Linked DNA regions of Mus musculus: region 2 is linked to region 1. A link is a loop called in an ENCODE intact Hi-C map of the cell type or tissue named here. Cell type or tissue: heart. All regions are shown on one strand. Each heading gives the region's core, and the rest is flanking DNA. Links, peaks and the distances in the headings are about the cores only. Region 1 overlaps Tnrc18 (trinucleotide repeat containing 18). Region 2 has its middle 11 kb from the start of Gm52793.

What was found. Hi-C counts contacts between places; a loop is a spot of excess contacts. Peaks named below come from ENCODE experiments on the same cell type or tissue, not always from the same donor. Only the 100,000 strongest peaks of a DNase experiment are listed, where the experiment ranks them.
Region 2: a loop joins it to region 1, with 6 times the contacts of the local background. A loop is called at or near these places in 19 of 42 quality-filtered maps.

What each region holds. Positions count from the first base shown.
Region 1 is chr5:142,762,667-142,774,557 of GRCm38, forward strand. Tnrc18 (trinucleotide repeat containing 18) reads right to left here. Exons shown (of 28, transcript NM_001122730.3): 9 at 10,953-11,379; 10 at 8,639-9,637; 11 at 3,247-3,422; 12 at 2,385-2,521; 13 at 324-495. Among named protein-coding and RNA genes, the nearest start is that of Gm31365, 43 kb to the right of the region's middle. In heart, for the core only: a CTCF peak has its summit at 5,477 (motif pointing right); DNase peaks (open chromatin) are centred at 5,445 and 8,750; H3K4me3 peaks cover 398 bases; H3K27ac peaks cover 2,618 bases.
Region 2 is chr5:142,837,464-142,849,354 of GRCm38, forward strand. No RefSeq gene overlaps it. Among named protein-coding and RNA genes, the nearest start is that of Gm52793, 11 kb to the right of the region's middle. In heart, for the core only: CTCF peaks have their summits at 5,084 (motif pointing left) and 7,121 (motif pointing right); DNase peaks (open chromatin) are centred at 4,128, 4,808 and 4,948; H3K27ac peaks cover 1,214 bases.

The sequences.
Region 1 (11,891 bases), core at 2,181-10,180:
TAAACAACGGAGCTACCGCTATTTGGTTACGCACGTGTGCTCTAACCTCCCGCCTGCCGAAGCAGAAGTCTCAGCGCACACAACCCGATGATGTAGCTTTTAGCCCTACCTCCTCCCCCTGTTCCTTTGCCAGGTCCTTGATCTTCCTTGGGCCTTCTTTTTCTCCCAGCAGTGAGGAAGCTAACTCTAACCAGTTCTCTACAGAAGCAGGGCTCAAGAGACCCCCATGGAGAAGGTTGAGTTCTTCAGGTAGGACCTATGGTCCTCCAAGTTGAGACCTTTGTCCCAGTAAGTAAATCCACAAGGCTGAGCTGTTTACTGACCTGACTCATAAAATCAGATGAGGAGTCGTGATCGTCCCAGCTCTGGTTCCTGCTGCGGGCTTTCCCCATGCCCATGAGGGCCTCTTGCTCCTCCTCGGGCCCCTTGTGTCTCTTCCTTATCCCCGCTCCCAGATCATAGTCGTCTGATGTCAGCAAGGACTTGCTGCTCAGCCTGAAAGCCAAACACACCATGAGGGTCAGCACCTCGGCCAGGTCACGGGCAACAGGGAAGGCCAATGTACCCATGTGGCCCTGAAGGGTTGGGCTCTCCGGGTAAAAAGAAGAAAGGGTGGTGGATGCCAGGATAATCAGTGTGGGGAGACAGGTTAATGCTAGTGAATGGTGTGCACAGAGAGATGGGGAAAAGAAAAAAAAAACTTCCAAGTCAGCATCCTCCATCAGCCTCTCCCTGATGGGGTGACAGACAGACAGACACACACACACAGACACACACACAGAGTAAGTCATATCTTTACCAAAATTGCACCAAAAGCTAAGTTTGGGAAATCTTAAGGTAATCTATACACAGAGAGATGGGAGGAAGGGGAAGGCCTGCATTAGCCCCCTTGTCTAAAGAGCAGGGACACAGAGACAAGTGTCTCTCAATTTGTGAATCTGCCTTGATTCCCAAATGCTGGGGTGACAGGTCTGGGCCACCGCACCCCACCGCTTTGTGCACGCTAGCCAGTCACTGTACCTGGCACGCTCTAGCCCCAGAGTACTCATGACTGGCTTTTGGGGTTTGGGGCTTTTTTTTTTTTTCTTGGTTTGGTTTTGATTTTTTGTTTTTTTTGTTTTTTTTGAAACACATGAGGAAGCTGAAACTGGAGGCTCAGAAAAGCTAATGCCTGTCCAAAGTCACAGGAGGGGTGGGGCCGGGACCCCATCAGTAAGCTTAGTATAATCAGTAACACATTTCGGGTTCCTGGGCCTGCACTGCTGATGACCCGGGCTGCTTTATCTATTCCCCATCATTTCTTGTTCACCGTCTCCTGCTGCTGGCGATGGACATATGTTCACCTCTTGTTCTTCTTCCAGTCAGGAACATCCAAGGTTAACTATAAGATGCCGCAAGACGGGGGCCATTCTCTCATGACAAGACCACGACCATCCTACTACTCTGCCTGTGGCCACTCCAAGACAACTTTTTGTTTCCAAGCACTTGAAACAAGCACCTAGAATCCACCCACTCTGATGTACCAACCCCTTTCCTTAAGCACCACATCTGGCCTGCTTACACGTATGCAGGGGGGCTGAGCCCATCTGGCAGATGCCTAGCCCTGGAGAAAAAGAGCCCTCATCCCAGCCAGCAATCAAGACAACCTCAGGAGGACCCCTCTGAAATGGCTGCAGTGCCACCCAAGAGGACCTTGTCCCCAGAGAGCAGCCCTGGTCTCCTGTGGAATCCCAGGAGGACAGTGTTGTATCCAGACTGTCCTAGAAGCCTGGAGTTGGATGGTACTTCCGGTAGGGAGGAGCCATGGAAAGAAGCAGAAGTTTGTCTCCAATGGTGAGGAAGTGGTTGGGGCAGAAGGCGGGGCCAAGAGTTCGGGTTAGAGTTAAGCCACTGAGGGTCTTTCCAATCTCCTCTTGGCTCACCCTCCTGGACAGGGCAGCAGTCCGGGCTCCCTGGGAGCTGCCGTTCAGGGATCAGAACGCCAGGCACGACCAGGTCCCCTGGCGCCCAGCGGTGGGCGCCGTCCAGGGGGGCCCTGCTCCTCCCCTCCGAGCTGGGTACCAGTCAGTCCGCAACCCACCGAGGGGAGGGGCCAGCCTTACTTTCCGCTACTGCTGTGGCTCTTCCCTCTCTTGCAGGGGGGCGACAGGGCGCTCAGGGTGTGGGTCCGTTTCCTCGGCCTGCCAGGGCCTCTGCGTGCCAGGCTTCTATGGGCATCCTCGTGCCTGTCCCTTAAAAAGAATTCACAGGCTCGGCTAGGAACCTGGGGTGGGCGGGAAGCGGAGTGGGGCACTTGGGTCCACGCACACACCTGACCACTACCAAAGTCGACCTACGGACCAGCTATCCAGGATGGGGCACAAACTGGGGAGAGAGACACTCACCCCGAGTCCCGGCGTCTCTGGAGCTTGACCAACTCCCGCTGTTTCTCTTTGTACCTTCGCTGGACCTCTGCCAGCCGCATCCGGAAGTCCAGCTCTAGCGCATCCATGTCCTCCAAGGAAGATTTCATAGCAAACATCTGCAAGGGGTCCCGGGAGGAGAGAGAGGGAGACAAATGAGGAGGGGAATGCTGTCTGCTGATGCTTGAATCCCATTGCTGCCCCCTATTCTGCTTGGTTTGCTTCAGAGACAATGTCTCATATAGCCCAGGCTGGCCTTCAACGTCTAATCTTCCAGTCTCTTCTTCCTGAGTACTGAGATCACAGGTGAACACCACCATGTGCAGTTTCTCCGAGGCTGAGCTCAAACCTAGGGTTTCTGGCATTACACTTGGGAGTTCAGGTTGGTGTGGAATTCACTAAGTAGCATCACCTGGCCTGGAACTCTCATATCCTCCTGTCTTAGCCTTGCACTTGCTGTTGCCTAATGCCAACCTTGCCGAGTGGCACCCACACTTAAGATGACACGACTAAACACTACCCAGAAGTAATGGTCTAATGAGATAAATAACAAGTGCGTTATTTACACACACAGGTTCGAAGTCTGTCCTTCAAGCTACCTGAGACCACAAAGGCAGAAAAGGGTAGTCCCAGGCCTCATTTCCATTATGCTTTCATGCTGATCCATCACACAGTACCCACAGGACAGGCCTGACACCGTGTGAGAACAATAGGAAAGCCAAGAGAGGGGAGATGACCAACTGAGGGCCACATAGCAAAAAGGTGAAGGTAGCTGGATGGTCGGATCCTGCCCATCTGCCTCTGCCTCTCAGGCCTCCGGGAGGAAGGGAGGACAAGGGCTCACCCGCTCTTCCTTCTTCTGCATCCAGCTATATTTCTTATTGGAGTTCAGTTCACGCGGAAGCCGCAAGTTCTTGAGCGGGTCTGAGAAGGGGCTCTCCAGCACCTCCTTCAACATGTGGCTGCTGGCTGCCAGCAGGCTTTCGAGGGAGGGTCGCACCACCAGGTTTGGCTCTGGATCTGGGGAAGGGAGAGAGGTCAGGGAAGTCAGTGCTGGGACCTGACCACGGGCAAGATGGCCGTACCCATGCAGCCAGCCATCAAGAGGCCAGATTAAACTCCCAGATACTATAGTCAGCCCTGGCTCTGGGCCACACAGCCACACAGCATTGTGGTCTAGTGCACTGTGTGTGAAAGGCCAGGAATACTTCTGAGTAACCAAACACTAGCAGAGGTTCCTTCCCAGGACAATGGATATCCCCACGCGTCTCTACTTGATTTCTCCTTAGTGAATATGTTGTGTCCCACATCAGAAAACAGGTCTAGGGAACCAGGTGTGGTTCACACCCGTCACCCCAGCAGGAGGACTGGGTTCAGGCTATATAGAGACCCTCTTTCCAAACAAACAAATAAATTCCAGGGAGGGGGGAAAGCACAAATGGCTGGAGACAGCTCAGCGGGTAAGGGGACATTCTGCTCTTAAAGGGGATCTGGGTTTAATACCCATCACTTAGGCACCTCACAGCCGCCTGTAACTCCAGCTCCTGAGAAATCCAAGCCTCCTGTACCAGCACTCACGTACACACAGTACACACACACACTTAAAATTGTGTGTGTGTGTGTGTGTGTGTGTGTGTATTGAGAGGCAGAAGCAGGTGGCTCTCTAGTAGTTCAAGACTAGCCTGGTCTATAAAGTGAGTTCCAGCACAGCCAGGGCTACACAGAGAAACCCTTTGAGGAGGAGGAGGTGGGGAGGGGGAAGAGGAAGAAGAATAAAAGAGAGAGAAATAAAAAGCACAAACTTGACTAGAGAAGTAGGTGGCTGAGAGAAAGGCTTACTGTGCTCAAATACCCAGGACGTGGGTAAAGCCCAGCACAGTAACACATTACAGTTGCAGTGTTCCTAAGCGGAGGCAGGAGGCAGGCAGAGGAAATTTTCCAGAAGTCCTAATCAGCTACCTGGCATGGCCTGTGGCAAGCAGGGTGTGATGGGAAAAGAGACCCCAGAGATTGTTTTCAGTCCTCCACACACGTGCCACGGCATGTGCCCCTAACACTAACACACATGTGCCTGCACACACATACACACAAAAACGTGTATCTTAAAAAGCAGAAATCAAGGAGAAAGGTGTAATGCCCCAACACGCACAGGTCTCCTCTGGGGGAGGATGTGACCCCGTGTGTGCTAGAGTTCAGGAATGTACTCTCGTGTTCCAATATTCCTAACACACCCAGCCTCCCGTATAAACACTAAAACACAGTGTAGGGCTGGGGATGTTGGCTCAGTCGATAATGTGCTTGCCCAGCAAGCACTGAGCCTGAGGTTCAATTCCCGGCACCATGTAAAAAGGCATACTGGCCCACAACAGTAATCTCAGTACCCCAGAAGCAGAGGCAGGGGGGGTCAGGAGTTCAAGGTTATCCTTTGTTGCATAAGGAGTTGGGGCTTCCTGAGCTCTGTGAGACCATGCCTGGCTGAATTCAGCTAGGGCTGCCTCAAATTCACAGGCCTCTTGCTTCAGCCTCCGAAGCGCTAGGATTAGAGACTTGCAACCACCGTGTCTTACTATTTTAATTTTATTTTTATTTTAACTTATTACTGTGTGTTCGTGCGCGCACATGTGTACACGCGCGTGCGTGTGTGTATGTGCACGTGTATGTGTTTGAAAGAGAAACAGAGAGAAAGAAAATGTGCTATATACACAACAGTGTGTATGCGGAGGTCAAAGAACAACTTCCAGGAATTGGTTCTCTACTTGCATCCTGAGTTATAGAGAATCGAACCCAGATCTTCAGGCTTAGCAGCAAGCACCTCCCTCACTGAGCTGTCTCGTTGGTTCACTTTGCATTTTCGAACTGATATTTTTTTCCAGTCTCAAAGTTAACCAGTTTTGCGTGCTTGAGGAAAAAAATGCAAACCTCCCCCCGTGTCTGAAGGCCTAGAGGGTGAGCGTGAGTAATCCCAGCCCTTAACAATAATCAGGCTCCGCAGCCCTGTTCCTAATGCGGGATGGACTCTGCTGGGGACTGTCCTGTACAAGCTCCATCAATCACTGAAGCCTCCCTGACTCTCCCCACTAGATGGCAACAGTGTCTTCCTGAACCGGTTACAACCAGAATTACTGCTGCCAACAGAGGTGACAAAAAAGAAAAGAAGAAAAAAAAAAAAACCTCCTCCTCGCTCATTGAAAAATCAGTGGTTTGGGGTTTTATTTTTTATTTTTATTTATATAATCATTGAATTTTTATTTTGTTTTGTTTATTTTGTTTTACTCTGGCTGACCTGGGACTCACTTAGGTAGACCAGGCTGGCCTTGGACTCCTAAAGATGTCTCCATTTCTTTTTTGTTTTTAAGACAGCACCTCATGTGTCAAGGCTAGCCTGGACACAAGAGAGTGACTTTGAGCCCCAGACACTCTGGGTTCTGCCGGGTGACAGGCTATCCCACCACACCTGGCTTATACAGAACAAGAGATGGAACCAGGGCTCTGTGTGGCACCCACTGTACCCTGAGCTACAGCTTCAGACCTTCTTGCTTTACAACAGTTCTTCAGACTGGCTCTCACAGCTGCAATGACAGCCCTGTGCCACCCAGCGGGAGGGCTTTATGCTTGTATGTTGGCTTGTGAGCTAAGCCATCTCTCCAGCCCAGGTTTTATTTGTAAAATAAATGAACTCCATGCAGCAGTGAACCCACCAGGTTCCTAGCACATCAGACTGAAGTGGGCCAGCCTGTTCTGCCCCACCCCTATGGCTTCAGCATCCCCATGGGGGCAGAGGATGGTGGAAGCCAAATTACAGAAGGGGACGGCTGTTTGCCTGCTCCTTCTCCCTTCACACAGCCAGCCTGGTTGGTCCAAAGCGCACCAGAAGACACATTCCAAGCCAGACCCCTAACTTAGCAAATTGGATGTGAATCCTAGTCATCTTGAGAGCCTCCTGCTGCAGCCTGCTAAATACCAGCACGGCAGGTATGCGACATTCCGACCAACCAGGCGCAAGGGGGTGTGGCCTATGTACAATGGTTTCTACAGAGGGTAGAGATTATTAGGGCAGGCCCTAACTTGAGAGAGAGAGAGAGAGAGAGAGAGAGAGAGAGAGACAGAGAGAGAGAGAAAGAGAGAGAGAACGAGAACGAACCTTCCAGAGGGAGTCAAAGTCTAAAAACAAAGACAGGCAAAGGTCAGGCATCTACAAACAGAAGAAAAATGACTGGATAGGTCTACAGCATATTTACAATCCCAGCACTCAGGAAGACGAGGCAGGGGAATTGCTCTAACTCCTAGACCAGCCTGGGCTTCATATCTGTCTTTAAAATAAAAAATAATAAAAAGAATGAAAGAAACTCTCTAGTCAAAGGGGCCCAGGCACACACATCAGCTTGTGGCTGTCACTACTAGGGGGTGACTGAGAGATGGGTCCAGATGTTGCTCATGGCTGGCCTTTGATTTGGGGGTTTGTCACTAGTAGAATTGGGAGAGATTCCTCAAAAAAGCAACAGGGGTCCAGTGTAGAGGTGCATGAAAGCAGTCCCTGCTCCCCAAACAAAAGGACTTCCTCTGTGTGTGTGTGTACATGTGTGCAGGTGCATGCATGTGAGTGCATGCACACATGTGTGTGCGTTTGTGTGTGCATGTGTGCATTCATAGGTGAGTGGCCCCACCCCTACAGAACACACAAGTCAGGTGTCAGTCTCCCTCCTTATCTGAGAAAGTATGTCTTGTTCTTGTGTAGACAACAGGCTCAAAGGCCACTGAATTCCTGGAATGCTTCTCCTTCTGCCTCCAATTCTGTTGGAGCAACCAAGGAATTTCAGAGGCATGCACGCCTAGCTAGCTTCAGATGGGTTCTAGGGATCTTCACACTCACGCAACAGGGCGTTACCCTTGGTGCCGACTCCCCAGGCTTTTTGTACTAAAAAGCATGAACCCCAGTGGGCCCAGGATGAGGTGTCTCAGAGTTCTTCCTAGAATTTCTGGGAAAGATACAGACTCAGCCCAGCTGAGCAGGCCAGAAGGCATGGGAGGAACTCCTGGAAGCCCCAGTGAGGAGAACGAGCCTGGCAAAAAACGAGGTCAACAGAGAAAAGTAGAACAGGAGACAGAGGCAGAAAAAGGAAGAACCAACCGGATAATCACAGGAGAAAAAGACTCAAGACGACTTAAGTACCCAGACTCTACTTAATGTTAGGTCCTGATTGCTCAACTTCGGTTCCAAGAGCATTTAAATTCTCTTTTTTGGGGGGATGGGTGGGTTGGGGGAATTGCAGAGGATCTAACATAGCCGCAGCACACATGTGGAATTCAGAGAACATCTTTTGCGAATCAGTTTTCCTCTGCTACTACATAAGTTCCAGGGCTCAAGATAGGTGCCTTTTTACCCACAGAGTCACCCCTCTTGCTGCCAACATCCCACCCACCTGCTCAAAACTCTTGCTTTCATAAGACACAGGGGGGAGGGGGTGGGCCTGGGGGCTTAAGTCCATCACAATGGAACCTCTGGTTATACACGTTTCTCACAGCTCCTAGCTCCACTTCAATACTGGACATGGAACCCATGGTCAATGGCTAAAGCAAGCACTCTACTATCCCAACTGACACTTGAACCAGAAAGGGGACTATTTATTTACTTATTTAATTTGCACTTCTGGGGATGATACCAAGACCCTCTTGGCTAGACAGGTGCTCTACCACTGAGCCACACCCCAGCCCCTCACTGGGGGATTCTAGGCAGGTGCTCTACCACTGAGCCACACCTCAGCCCTCTTTTTACTTTTTATGGTGAGAACAGGGTCTTGATTAGTTGCCTTGGCTGGCCTTCTATTCTCTAATCCAACTGGCCTTAAACTCACAATCCTCCTGCCTCAGGCTCCCATGTAGCTGGGATGGATGGGTGGCCTATGCCACCAAGCCTTATTTTATAATTAAAAGCAAAAACAGAACAAAACAAAACAAAAAATCTGTGAATAAAACATATTCTGGCAATCTTTGAAGTTTTTAAGAAAAAAAAACAAAAAACAAAAAACAAAAAACAACCTAAATGTGTAAATCTACTCTGAAGATCTGGGTAGCGTAGACCAAGTTGGCCTTACTAGAACCACAGAGATAGGCCTGGGCCTCCAGGTTCAGACACTGAGCTCTGGAACAAGCAAGTCATAGTTCAGGAATGCTGAGATTAAAGGCATGCACCCCCACCACTGAATAAGAGTCTTGGAAGCCTTCAGCCCAATGCTTACCTGCAGCCTCCTGGCCCCTCCGGTCCAGCTCCAGCTCAGCTATCTCACTCAAGAGGGTGATGCCCTGCAGAAAGCTGTGTTCCAGGACGAGGCTGGGGGCTGTATCCAGCTTCTCCCCGGCTGGGACTCCAGGACCCAAGGAGGGCAGAGGCCTGGCTTGGGGCAGCTCGGCTGCAGCTGCCAGTGCATTCATGCCGGCCAGTGGGTCATCCAGGCCAGGCAGGAGGGATTCGGAGTGGGTCTCTTCCAGATAACAGGTACTGGCAGGAGCAGGCACAGCCTCCTGGGCCTCCAGGTTGAGACACTGGCCCTCTGGGACAGGCAAATCACAGTCTGAGAGCTCAAGGCTGGGCTGAGGCTCAGTCAAAGATGGCTGGGGCAGACTGTCCTCAGGCCCTGCCTCTGTGGTGGGCTCCTCCATCGGCACATCCAGGGGCACCTCCACCGGCTCTTCCTTAGTCTCTACCAGTGGCTCGGGTGTCAGCTGTGTCCCCAACTCCAGGGCAGTCATGCGGTGCTCTGTCTTACTCGGTAGTTCTATCTGCGGCTCGGCAACCTGTGCAAAGTCTGAAACTTCAGAGGGCTCCCGGCAGCCCGGACCTGCTGTGCTCAACGCCTGGGCCTCGAGAGGACTACCTCCACAGCCACCTGCGGGGCTCACGGCCACCATGGTCTCTGGGACGGGCAGGGCCAATGGTGACTCAAGGGGAGGCAGTTCTGTGGGGCCCTCTTCGATATCCTCAACTTCAGCCTTCACCTCCCGGTCAGCCAGCTGCTCCTCCTCTGGGCTGTCCCGAGGTGGCTCTGGGATCTTGGAGGGTGACAGGCAGATGGGCTTATCTTCAGGAGACAGTGCCAGGCGCTCGGGCCCATCAGCTGGGAGTGGCACATCTGGGGCGAGGCCATCGGCATCAGAGGCCGCAGCGGGTTGCAGCAGGAAGGGGTAGGGTCGCCCGTAGTGCGGCGGCAGGGCTTGGAATGGATACCTGGGAGGAATATCTGTCAAGGACAGAAGATGTCAGTGAAGGAGGCTCCCCAAGGCTCTGTTCCCTGCTAGACAAGCTGCAGGGTAGGGAGCAGTGGTCCCCTGCCTCACCTCCACTGCCCTCTGAAATAACCCAGGACCCTTCTACATGTCCGACTGAGCCTTGAGAGCAAAGTCTGCAGCCACCTTCTTGTCCTCATGAAGATGAATCAAGACTGGACCAGAAGGGGGCTGGTGAGATGGCTCAGTGGTTAAGGGCACTGACTGCTCTTCCAAAGGTCCTGAGTTCAATTCCCACATGGTGACTCACAACCACCCCTAATGAGATCTGACACCCTCTTCTGGTGTGTCTGAAGTAAATAAGCTAGAGTACTTATGCATAATAATAAATAAATCTTTAAAAAAAAAAAAACTGAACCAGAAGCTTAAACAAGCTCTATGAAGATCTGTCAGTCAGCCCAGGCTGTATCTCACACCAATAAGGCATGTGTTCAAAACTCTCATGGCAGCACATGCCTTTAATTCCAGCACTGTGAGTTCAAGGCCAGCCTAGGCTACATAGGGAGACACTGTCTCAAAACACAACAGAGCAAAATCCTTCACAGTAATACAGTTTAAGCCTCAGTGTCAGGGCCGGCTGGAATGACCGAGGCAGCTTTAAGCCTGACACACACCTGGGCAGTGCCCAGCAGGAGGAGCCTAGGGAACGGAGCACACGTGTGCCGGCGTATGCTCCAGGCCAGGCATGCGTCAACCCTTAGCATAGCATCACACCAAAGGGCTCCAGAGCAGGCCAGTCCCCGTGCAACACGGCACTGAACCCAAATCCTCCCAAATACAACTTCACAGTCTTTATGGTCCCCAGAAATGCAGACATATACCCAAAAGCCACCTGCGGCTAGTCCTGATGACTACCAGGCGCTGGAACAACATGTGTGAGGGTCAAGGAGGCTGCCCAGATGGGAACCGCTGATGTTCCCAGGGTGACTACATACGGAGTTCCCAGGTCTGGCTTTTTGCTGTGCCCTGAGCATCCTGCAGGGATACTATCAGGCCTATGTCTCCTGCACTCCACTTACAAGGGACCAAGAAGAAATCTCAGTTGCATTCATTTCAGAGTTGGGCAGTGGGCTCTACAGAGTACTCAGCAAAAAGGACTGAGTGAATGAATGAATGAATGAATGAATGGATCCAGTGGATAAATGAGTGAGCCAGCAAATGAATGAATGAACGAGCATATGAACAGACAAGCTGAAGGGGAAACCAAGCCAATAAACACTCGGAAACGCAGTGTCCCAGGGCAAGGCAGCCGTTGTCCTACATTCCCACCTGTGAACAGGGCCTGGAACGGACTGGGCGTCTCCTTCTCCAACTCCAGGTCTTTCTTCTCCACCACGTTCTCGGGAGCCTCTTCCTTTCGGGTGAGCCCAGGGGTAGGAGGTGGGGAGGCAGGTGGTGGGCTGCTGGGGTGCGAGCTAGGTGTGGCGGGGTAGGTATAGGCTGGAGGCTTAGACACATCTTCCACCTTCTGGATGACCTTGGCCTTCAGAGAGGTCACGGGGGAGGCTCGGGGAGACGGGGGTGGGCTCACGGCCTTGCCGTGGCTGCCTGCCGGGCCGTTGGCCAGGCCGGCAGACTTTCGAGGCAGGAGCCCAGGGCCTGCGGCACTCAGGCCGGCCTTGCCCGTGGTCTCCAGGCTCCTCTTGCTAATCTTCTCCTCCATCTCCGTTCGATGCTCTTGTGCTTTCAACCGCTCCTGCTGAGGAACGGGAGAATGGGTGGGGTCGGCATGGCGGGAACCATCGCCTGCCCAGTCCCTGGTGCTTTCCACTCCAGAAAATATCAGGCGAGATCCGAGGTCCAGGCCACCCAGCCCTCCCCTCCCCAAGGTAATCAATCCACCACAGAATTCTACCATGGTGCGCATGTAATAAACGTGATGTTCTACAGAACCCGGAGAGCAGGTTCTATAGAACCCACGGAGTCCTGGGTGGTACGAGGAGGAACCATGGCCTAAAACTCCTTGACACCATGCAGGCAGAGATTTCCATCAGGACCCTGGCCCAGCTGGGCCCCTCACAGTAAAAGCAATTAACAATAATGGGAGAACCCATACCCTGGCACTTAGCGCTTAGTACCTACTCAGTACTAAGTCTCATCATGCAAGCACCTCAGTGGGGAACAGGAAATCACTGGGGCATTTATTTGACAGCAACATGAGAAACCTAGCTCTAGGGTAAGCAGTACTTACAGGGCCCCCAGCAGCTA
Region 2 (11,891 bases), core at 1,707-9,706, 74 kb after region 1:
CTCTGCCTCTGCCTCTGCCTCTGCCTCTGCCTCTGCCTCTGCCTCTGCCTCTGCCTCTGCCTCTGCCTCCTAAATTAGAATCATGAGTCACCACCACCACCACCCCCACCACCCAGATTTTTTTTTTTAAGATAGCATCTTACTATGTAGCCCTTGGCTGGCCTGGAACTCCTGCCTCTGCTTCTGACTCAAGAGTGCTAGGACTAAAGGTGTGTGCTACCGTAAGCAGGCCTAAGGTTTATTTTATTCTTTCTTTTTTGTTTTTTTTAAAGATTTATTTTATTTATTATATGTAAGTACACTGTAGCTGTCTTCAGACACCCCAGAAGAGGGCATCAGATCTCACTACGGATGGTTGTGAACCATCATGTGGTTGCTGGGATTTGAACTCAGAACCTTTGGAAGAGCAGTCAGTGCTCTTAACCGCTGAGCCATCTCTCCAGCCCTATTTTATTATTTCTATTTATGTGTATATGTGTGTAGGGGGTGAGATTTGTAAAAGTGGAGATGCTCATGGAAGCCTGAGGAGGCCATCAGATCCCCTGGAGTTGGAATTACAGGTTGTTAACGCCCTGAGGTGGGTGCTGGGAACTGTAGTCCTCTGGAGGAGCAGCAAACTGTCTTAACTACTAAGCCATCTCCCCAGCCCCCATTCCTGGCGTCTTTATAAGTCTCTCTCCACCCTGAAGGAGGAAATAGCCAGATCACAGATGGCATCCTAGAGAGTGTCATGTCCACCTGGAGTTTCCCAGTGGTGCTTGGTGTGGAAAGAATCTTATAGACACCATTGGCCAGTCATTCTGTGGAGACTGAGGTCCTGCAGAAGTGAATACACACACTCCTACAGGAATGCCAGTCACAACAGCAGAGGGAAACAGCCACAAACCAAAGAGAGGGACAGAGGCTCGGAAGAATTTATTCTGGGCACCCCCAAAAGTGACCTGCGGAAGGCTGGAGATGTGGCTCCATTGGTAGAGTCCCAGCCTAGGATGTACAAAGAATCCAGTTTCCTTAGCACCTCGTAAGCCAGGTAAGGTGATTGACAGCTGCAATCACAGCACTGAGGAGGTGGAGCCCGGAGAGTGGGAATTCAAGGCCATCCTTGGCTATGTAATAAGTTGGAGGACAGCCTAGGCTACAGAAGACCCCCCCTCAGAGAATAAAAACAGTCGGGTATGGTGATACACGCCTGGGAAGCAGAGGTAGGTGGATCTCTGAGTTGGGCCTGGCCTATATAGTAACTTCCAGGACAGCCAGGGTCATGCAGGGAGACCTTGACTTCAAAAACCAACAGAAAATGATGCCCATGACCTATCTGCTCTCTAGCTTCCTGAACTATGAGACCATCCCTTGCTACTGTCCAAAGTCACTCAGGTGTGCCTACCCTCCTCCGAGGCTGCTCTCTGAGAACAGAGATGACTTGACCAAGAACTGCCTGATCTTGGACTTTATTCCCTGCACTGCAGTACCCATCCGTCCCTGTTGGTGACCTTGATGGACACAGTATTTTTTCTAAATACATTTATTTGAGCCTATCCTCATCTCTCTCACCCAAGCAGAGAGTCTGAGAGAGGACACTCTGGCTGCAGGAGCACAGGGCTGAGGAAGGAGGGAGTTTTGTTCCTAGTTTGTTAGTGTTTTGTTTTCTTTTATTACATTTTAATTTTATGATATATTTGTGTGCATACACTCAAAGAGGACAACTTGAGGGAGTTGGTTCTCTCCCTCCATCATGTGCTTGGGCATTAAACTCATGTTGTCAAGCTTGGCAGCAAGTGTCTTTACTTATTGAGCCATCTTGCTTAATATAAGGTCTCACTTTATAGCTCAAGCTGGCCTTGACCTTGTAGCCATCCTCCTGCCTCAGCCTTACAAGTGTTGGAGTTAACAGGCATGATCTACCATGCCCTGCTTATGGTGTCCTCACTTGCTCTCTAGGGCCGAGCTGGAAGAAAGTCTTCACGGCATTGGATGGATGGATGCATGGATGCGTGGATGCATGGACAGATAGATGAATGGTCAGATGAACAGACAGATGGATGGGTGCATGCATGCATGGATACACAGATGCATGGATGGATGGATAGATAGATGGATGGTCAGGCAGACAGAAAGATGCATGGGTACATGGATGGATGGATGGATAGATACATGGATCCATGGACAGATGGATGGATGGATGGATGGATGGATGGATGGATGGATGGTCAGGTAGTCAGATGGAAGGATGCATCCATGCATGGATGGATGGGTGGATGCATGGGTGCATGGATGGACAAACGGATAGATGGATGGTCATACAAAAAGATAGATGCATGGGTACATGGATGGATGATGGATGGATGGATACATCCATGGATGAATGGATACATGGATGCATGGACAGATGGACAGATGGATGAATGGTCAGATGAACAGACAGATGGATGGGTACATGGATACATCGATGGATGGATGGATACACAGATGCATGGATGGATGGATGGATGGATGGATGGATGGATGGAGAGACACATGAATCCATGGACAGATGTATGGATGGTCAGGTAAACAGATGAACGGATGCATGCATGTATGAATGGGGGTGGATGGATGTACAAATGGATAGATGGATAGTCAGAAAAAAAGATAGATGCATGGGTACATGGATGGATGGTGGATGGATAGACAGACAGATAGATGCACGGATGGATAAATGGATGGATGCATGGATGAGTAAGTGGGTTGATGGGTAGATAGGTGAGTGGGTCAGTGGATAGATGGACAGGTTAATGGATAGATGGTTAATTAAGTAGACCGATGGATGGGTAGATGTATGGAATCTGTCATACTATGTCCTGCCTCTCTGCTAGAGCCTGGGCACTGCAGGCATGCTGCTCAGGGGAGGCAGAATGAAGTCCAAAAGGGGTTCACAGTCCATGTCTTCCTTTGCCAGGCCAGAAAGGGAAACAGCAGAGTCTGGAATGAATGCTGTGGCTCCTGGTCTCAGATAGATGAATGGTCAGATGAACAGACAGATGGATGGGTGCATGCATGGATGGATGGATAGATACATGGATCCATGGACAGATGGATGGATGGATGGTCTCCTGGTCTCCTCTCTGGGTACCCAGGCGCCAAAGGTGTAATCTGTGAGTCAGGAATGAGGGTCTGCTGTCTGCACTTCTCCTTGGTGTGTGTGTGTGTGTGTGTGTGTGTGTGTGTGTGTGTGTGTGTGTGTGTGTCTGAGTCCTGGACAGGGAGGGAATGCAGAATCTGGAACAGGCAGAACCAGTTTGATTGGGAGCACTGGGCCAGGGAGTACCTGAGGGGCTGGAGGACAGAAGGCCATCCCTGAGGCGATCCTAAATGCAGCAGCTCTTGCTTGCGCATATGGCTTTATTTGGTGGTGGATGTGAATGCAAACCCTTTATTCAGAGCAAACCTTTCGCAGGAATACCTAGGAAGGGAAGGTCATTGGCTGAAGGCTCGGGGCTATCTGGATACCTCATTAGCATGGAGAAGAACTCCAGATGTTGTGTGCTCTCTGACCCAGAGGCCATGGTCCTCAGTGGGGTGTCATGGTTACAGGTTTCAGAGCAAGTATACAGACAGGTCCACTCCAACTGGTCTCAGATCTCTGAGATTCCTGGGGTCTGAGCTCACCCAGCCTTGCCAGTTCTTATGTCTGTCTGGGAACACAGTTCCACATGCCCGACAGATATTTAGTAGGTAGGGAGACAGATGGGGGAATGAAAGGATAGATGGACAGTGGATAGATGAACGGATTGATAGATGGGTGGTTTGGTGGGTGGACAGATGGATGGATAGATGATGAACGGACATATAGGCAACAGAATGGATAGATAGGCAGACAATGGGGAGGTGTGCTGTCTCCACCTTCGAAAGTGCTAGAATAATAGCCCTGCACTCTGCCTATTTTATACGATACTGTAGATCAACAAGTATCAACCCTTCCCAGTGGCTGGGGCTCGGGGGTGGGGACACATCCTCCCAAAGCTTTGCACTTAGGTTCCAGGAAAAGGCAGAAGTTGGTTCTTACAGTGAGAAGCCAGGCCCTTCCTGCTCCTGATTAAGCCCCAGGGACCATAGCAACCACCAAACAAGACGTGCATTCCCCTAGAAAGTTCAGGGACGGAGTAGAAGCTGCTGTTGTGATCCAAATACCACTTACTGTGTGGTTGCTTCACTTTTTGGCATGGCTAAGAATTCATTTAAGAACAGTGTGGGCCTCATGGGGACTGAGAAAGACCTCACACTGAGGCCCCAAGCCAGAAACTTGCCAGACTCTCAGGGAGATGAATAGGGTTGAGAGACCCTAGTATCCGGTGAGTGTTCTGGTCTCTCCAGCCCATGATGACTGAGAACCAAAAAAGCGTGAGTCCTAGATTCAGAGCTCAGAGTTCAGGGGGCCACATCAGGAGGTCCATGCGGGCCAGAAGAAGGCAGATCTGGCTCTGTGTGGACTGATGGTGAGGTTAAGATGAAGCCTCCCTGTGCCCGGCCTACCAGGGTAAATAGCTTCCTACTAGAGATACTTGGAGCCCTGAAAAACAAGAGCAGCCATGAGCTGGGTGTGTGGTGAAGGGTGGTGCACAGCCTTTAATCCCAGCACTTGGGAGGCAGAGGCAGGTGGATTTCTTGAGTTTCAGGCCAGCCTGGTCTACAGAGTGAGTTCCAGGACAGCCAGGGCTACACAGAGAAACCCTGTCTCAGAAAAGCCAACCAACCAATCAAAACAAAGCCAAGAACAGTCCCTGTGTTACACCCTGCTCCAGGCCAGCCTTAGTCACAATTTCACAAAGAGAACAAACCCCATGACTCATCCAGACCACCTGGAGCCCTGTTAATTCTCCACAGCAGGGAAAGGGATACTTCCCTTCCTCTTTGTTGTCCTGGGCTGTGCGCACGCTGATGGCTGATGGTAGGTCGCTCCTGTCCACAGCAGACAGTTTTACCTGTAGCAGTCTGGGATGATCGCTCTTAGTGCTTAGAAGAGACCTGGGGGGAGAGGGGCCTCAGCGCCCCCCACCATCTTTATGGTTCCTCTGGATTCTGCGGACTTTGGTGACACCTGCTGGCCACTTGCCCTGTCTCTATAGCGACCACAGCAGAGGCTCCCAGCACCTCCATGAAGCTGATATGGGGAAGGGTCACCTAGGTGATTGGTGGCAGACAGGGTGAAGGGTCACAGCTTCTTGGGTCTGTCCCCTGCTGTCTTGATCCTCTATTACAAAAATCAGGAAAGTACAGGGGGGCTCCGTTGATAACCTGCTTACTTAGCACGCACACTTTCTGGATTGGGTCCCCATAAGCCATGCACAGTGCTGCATACCCATAACCCCCCCCCAACTTGGGAAGTAGAGGCAAGAGAATTAGAAATTCCAGGTTTGGCTGGTGAGATGGCTCAGGGGTAAGAGCACTGACTTCTCTTACGAAGGTCCTGAGTTCAATTCCCAGCAAAAACATGGTGGCTCACAACCACCCATAATGGGATCTGACTCCCTCTTCTTGTGCCTTTGGAGTCAGCTACAGTGTACTTATTTGTTTTTTGTTTGTTTATTTTTCGAGACAGGGTTTCTCTGTAGAGCCCTGGCTGTCCTGGAACTCACTCTGTAGACCAGGCTGGCCTCAAACTCAGAAATCCACCTGCCTCTGCCTCCCGAGTGCTGGGATTAAAGGCGTGCGCCACCATGCCCGGCTTACAGTGTACTTATGTATAATAATAAATAAATCTTTGGGCCAGAGCGAGCGGGGTTGATCAGAGAGAGCCAAGGTCCTAGAATTCAATTCCCAACAAGCACATGAAGGCTCACAGCCATATGTACAGCTACAGTGTACTCACATACATTAAATAAATAAATAAATCTTGAAAAACAAACAAAAAACGAAAACCAAAAAGTTTCCTGGTCATCCTTGGCTACATAGATCAAGGCCAGCCTGGGCTACATGAGACCATCCCAGAGAGGCTACCTTCAAAGCAGCAGCTAGCTAGCTATGAACCTGGTCTATCTCCCCTGTGAGTCTTCTGACAGAGAGAAAGGGCACAGAGGCACCGTGTCACTTTGTAGGTTTCAGGGACGAAGCTCACACGGTATCAGGCTTAGTAAAGCTCCTCACCTGCCTCGAGGCCTGCATCCTCTCTGCCTTTTTTTTTTTTAATATAAGATTTATTTATTTATTTATTTATTTATTTATTTATTTATTTAATGTAAGTACACTGTAGCTGTCTTCAGACACTCCAGAAGAGGGCATCAGATCTCAGTACAGATAGTTGTGAGCCACCATATGGATGCTGGGATTTGAACTCAGGACCTTCGGAAGAGCATTCAGTACTCTTAACCGCTGAGCCATCTCTCCAGCCCCTCTCTGCCTGTCTTACGTTCACCTGTGGCCTTTTCACCTGCATCAGGGCCTCAGCTGCCCCACCTACACCGGACAGTGTGAGCTTAAAGGATGTTGATGGTTGGGTAGTGACCATGGGGCCAACCTCTTCTCTTTGTTGGGCCACACCTAGGGATTTGTCTCTCTGTGATTTTGTTCTGGGCCATCAACTCAGAGGCGTGATGTGTAAATGAGTTACAAGTGCAGGTGATGGCCCCCAAAGTCTCAAACTAAGCTGACTTAGCTGACCTTAGAAGAAGCTGCCAACATGGGAAGGAGGGTCCAGGATGAGCTGTCTACTTGCCACTGAATTCTGCACATGTGACAGATCACTCTACCCTCCCCCTTTCCCTAGAAAAGCCCAGGGTGTTAGGAAGCTGGACAGCCCACACATACAGCCTCACTGCGCATGCTCGGGCAAGGCAGTAAACAAGTGGGTTTTACGGGGCCTGCGGCCGCACCCGCTTCCCGCACTGGACCACATCAGGTTAGGGGCTCATGTATAGTGACCGTCACTCCAGAGGGTAGCCTGCACCTGTAATCCCAGCACCAGGGAGGCAGAGCCAGGCGATCTGAGTTCAAGGCCAACCTGGTCTACAGAGCGAGTTCCAGTACAGCCAGGGCTACAGAGAGAAACCCTGTCTCGAAGAAAAAATTTGTTTAAGTTGCATGCATTTACTTCTGTGGGTGTATGTGTATGACTGTCCTTAGGTATTACTGCGCACATGCAAAAGTCAGGGCAACCTGTAGGGGTCGCTGCTCTCTCCACCGAGTCACCTTGTAGGTTTCAGGGACGAAGCTCACATGGTATCAGGCTTGGTAAAGCTCCTCGCCTGCCTAGCCACCTTGCAGCACAGTCATCTCTCCTTTTTGTCACTGAGACGGAGTCCCACAGTATGGCTGGGATAACCTTGAATTTGTCATAATCTGGCCTTGGCCTCCTCCCAAACTGTGGGACGAGGGATGTGTCTACCTGTCCACCAAGTGGGCTTTCCCCTCTGTTTCTTTCTCTTTTTGTCCCTCTGTTAATCTGTTCAGTTGGGTTGTGTTGGGAACTTAAAAAGGGGGCCTGAGGGGAGTGGGGGAAGGGAAAGACCCACACCCCGCCAGAGTTCCACCTATTCTCTGGTCCGTCAGGCGTGGGAGGGCTGCTACCTACCCTTTCTACTCATATCTGGGTGGGCATTCCTCTATTCCACTCTTCAGGGGGTGGCCAAGGGGCAACCCTACCTGGGGCCAGAGTTCCAGGAGCATGAGGGAACGCCTACCTTGTCATGAAGGTGAATTATCACCACCAGGGTTCAGACCTCAGCTCAACTGGAGACCAGCCTGCAATTCCCCACAGGGTTGTGTCCTTTGGAAGGTGCTGAGCATAGAACTTAACAGTCTTGTCTAAGTGAAGAAACGTTTTATCACAGAGCAATGCCCCCAGCCCCTCACTAGGGGATTCTAGGCAGGGGCTCTACCACAGAGCCACACCCCCAGCTCCTCACTGAGGGACTCTAGGCAGGAGCTCCACCACTGAGCCACAACCCAGCCCCTCACTGGAGGATTCTAGGCAGGGGCTCTACCACTGAGCCACACCCAGCCCCTCACTGGGGGATTCTAGGCAGGAGCTCTACCACAGAGCCACGCCCCCAGCCCATCACTGGGGGACTCTAGGCAGGGGCTCTACCACTGGGCCACGCCTCAGCCATCACTAGGGGATTCTGGGCAGGGGCTCTACCACAGAGCCACGCCCCCAGCCCATCACTGGGGGACTCTAGGCAGGGGCTCTACCACAGAGCCACGCCCCCAGCCCATCACTGGGGGATTCCAGGCAGGGGCTCTACCACAGAGCCACGCCCCCAGCCCATCACTGGGGGACTCTAGGCAGGGGCTCTACCACTGGGCCACGCCTCAGCCATCACTAGGGGATTCTGGGCAGGGGCTCTACCACTGAGCCACACCCCAGCCCCTCCTTGGGGGATTCCAGGCAGGGGCTCTACCACTGAGCCACGCCTACTATGTGTTACTGAGGAATGCTAAGTAAGCACTTCACAGCTGAGCCACTCCCCCAACCTTTAACCTTTTAAAAAACTGTAGTATAAAACACATACCATACAGTTTCTTTTTTGTTTGTTTGTTTTTGAGACAGGGTCTTACTATGTTAGCTGTGGTTGTCCTGGAACTCACTATGCAGACCAGGCTGACCTCAAACTCAGATATCCTTCTGGGATCGAAGGTGTGCGCCACTGTACTTGGCTGCCATACGGTTTCTTACTTTAACCATGGATAAGTGCCTACTTCCCAAACTGTAACCCTGTCCCTATTAAACCTCTCCCCAGCCCCTGGCACCCAGAATTCTATTTTTTGTGTACACAAATTGGAGGACTCCTGGGATCCCCTATGAGTGGGATTCAGGTCTATATTGTTCCACTTAGCCATGTATCCCCAAGATTTCACTTACATGGCAGCATGTGTCAAAATTTTCAAGGTCACCCTCAGCTACATCATGAGGCTAGCCTGGACTACATGAGACTGTGCCTCAAAAAACAAACAGCACGAAAAAACAAACAGCACGGGCTGGCGAGATGGCTCAGTGGTTAAGAGCGCCGACTGCTCTTCTGAAGGTCCTGAGTTCAAATCCCAGCAACCACATGGTGGCTCACAACCATCCGTAACGAAATCGGATGCCCTCTTCTGGAGTATCTGAGGACAGCTATAGTGTACTTATGTATAATAATAAATAAATCTTAAAAAAAAAAAAGCCGGGCGTGGTGGTGCACACCTTTAATCCCAGCACTCGAGTTCTGAGTTCTGAGTTCTGAGTTCGAGGCCAGCCTGGTCTACAAAGTAAGTTCCAGGACAGCCAGGGCTACACAGAGAAACCCTGTCTCAAAAAACAAAAACAAACAAACTAACAAACAACAACAACAACAAAACAGCACAAACCTAAACCAAAAAAGAGGCACCTGAATGCTACAAGGTCACTTCAAGGCCTTCTGGGAGAAATGGCTACGCCACTGCCTCCTTGGCTCCTGGGGATTGCTGGGCAGTGGTGGGCACACACATTTAATCGCAGAGCTCTGGAGGCAGAGGCAGGCAGATCTCAGTAACTTAGAGGCTAGCCTGCTCTACAGACTCAGTTCCAGGCCCACAAAAGCTACATAGTGAGATTGGTCTCCAAAATAAGTGGGTGGAGGTTGGACAGACAGCTTTAGGATTAAAAGCACTGACTGCTCCTCCAGAGGACCTGAGTGAGATTCCCAGCAGCCACGGAGCAGCTAACAACTGTCTGTAACTCCAGTTCCAGGAGATTGAACATCCTCTTCTGGGAAAACAGACAAGACAGACAGACAAAACATAAAAATAAATTTTGTTTTGTTTTTCGAGACAGGGTTTCTCTGTATAGCCTTGGCTGTCCTGGAACTCATTTTGTAGACCAGGCTGGCCTAGAACTCAGAAATCTGCCTGCCCCTGCTTCTCGAGTGCTGGGATTAAAGGCATGCGCCACCACGCCCAGCAAAAATAAAATTTTTTTTAAAGGAGAATGCTTTTGTTTTAAAGATTTATTTACTTATTATATGTAAGTACACTGTAGCTGTCTTCAGACACACCACAAGAGAGCATCAGATCTCATTATGGATGGTTGTGAGCCATCATGTGGTTGCTGGGATTTGAACTCATGACCTTCAGAAGAGTAGTCGGAGCTCTTAACCACTGAGCCATCTCACCAGCCCCCAAAAATAAATTTTTAAAAAAGCAAAATCCCCCAAACTTAAAGTTATTTATTTAATGTATATGAATACACTGTAGCTGTCTTCAGACACACCAGAAGAGGGTGTCAGATCCCATTACAGATGGTTGTGAGCCACCATGTGGTTGCTGGGATTTGAACTCAGGTATTCTGGAAGAGCAGCCAGTGCTCTTACCCACTGAGCCATCTCTCCAGCCCCAAACTTAAATATTTTAATTTTTTTTCCTTTTAATAGCTGAAGAGCCTTACATCATGCATATGTATACATTTTTGTTTGTGTTTTTGTATATGCATGTGTGCCTGTGTGAGTCTATGTGACCTGTATACACGTAGAATCCTATGAAGCAGAGAGGACCTTATTACAGACAGATGAGAGCTACCTGTGGGTGCTGGGACCGGAACCTGTGTTCTCTGCAAGTGGAACCAGTGCTGGTGCTCTTAACTGCTCAGCCACCTCTCCAGCCCCTTGTTTTGTTTTTTGTTTTTGTTTTGTTTTTTTAAGACAGGGTTTCTCGTTTTGTTTTTTGAAACAGAGTCTTATGTAGCCCAAGTTAGCCTCAAAACTCACTGTGTAGTCAAGGATTACCTTCAGTTCTGAATTCTCCTGCCTCCACCTCCCAAGTGTTGAGCCTTCAGGTCCAGTCCATAGCACCCTAGCACACAAAACCTCAAGCCTTTCTCTTAAGCTGTGTGAAAAGCTGTGTGCCATTCTTGTCCTCCTGCAGGACTCTTGCAGGAACCTCCCAGGCTTGCAGAGGAGGTGCTGGCCTCATTCCTGGAAGAAGAATGCTCTAGAACACAATCCGGCAGTCCAGCAGTGTGTATAGGATGGAACCTGCTGTGTGCACTGTACAGGGGTGGGGGTGAGGGTGGGGTGGGGGAGGTGCTACAGAGCGGAGTGACAAGAAAGAAGCCAGAGCTGAAGGCTGAGAGGAGCAGCTAAGGTCTGGGAAAACAGCTCGGTCTGCAAAGTGCTTGTCATACTAGCATGGAGATTTCAGTGTGATCCCCGGAACCCATCTGAAGGAGCTGGGTGTGGCCGTGTGCGCTGGGAGACCCGAGGCTTCCCGATACTCACTGGCCAACTACCTACACTAATTGGTGAGCTTCAGGCCAGTGAGAGACCCAGCCTCAGGAGAGAGAGAGAGAGAGAGAGAGAGAGAGAGAGAGAGAGAGAGAGAGAGAGAGAGAGAGAGACTGAGGAGAGAGTTGCAGCCAAAGCCAGGTTCTATCTCTTTCTGGATGCTTTTGTGCAGGGTTCCTGAGTTGTGTGTTGGCATGGACGATTCTGGAGGCTTCTACATGATCTAAAGACCTGAGGTCTTCATGGGGCTGGATGAAGAAGAACCTAGAGTCAGTCTGGTGGCCTAGACAGCAGCAGGGTCAGTCCCTTAAGGCACTAGGACTCCCCAGCCTTAATGCTGAGGTCTGTGGCCAGAGCAGGCGGTAATGAAAAGGTATGGTGGACCTCATGCTAAGAAGAGGTATGAAGTTTCCGCCCTGCTTCTGGCCCCACTGTCTTCAGCTACGCTGCCTGCGAGCTCGGGCCTGGGCTATGTATGTCAAGGACAGGACAGTGGGGCTGAGGCTCACTGTGCAGATGCTTCACGGTCCTAGGCAGAGAGCGTTGGCAGTAGAGTCAGAGATAAAGAGACAAAGATAGATCAAAACAGAGATGAAGAGAGAGACAGAGAGACAGAAGAAGAAAGGCACTGATAGAGAAAGTTGAGCAAGTAAGTCTCAGAGGTAGAGCCCCTGCCCAGAATCC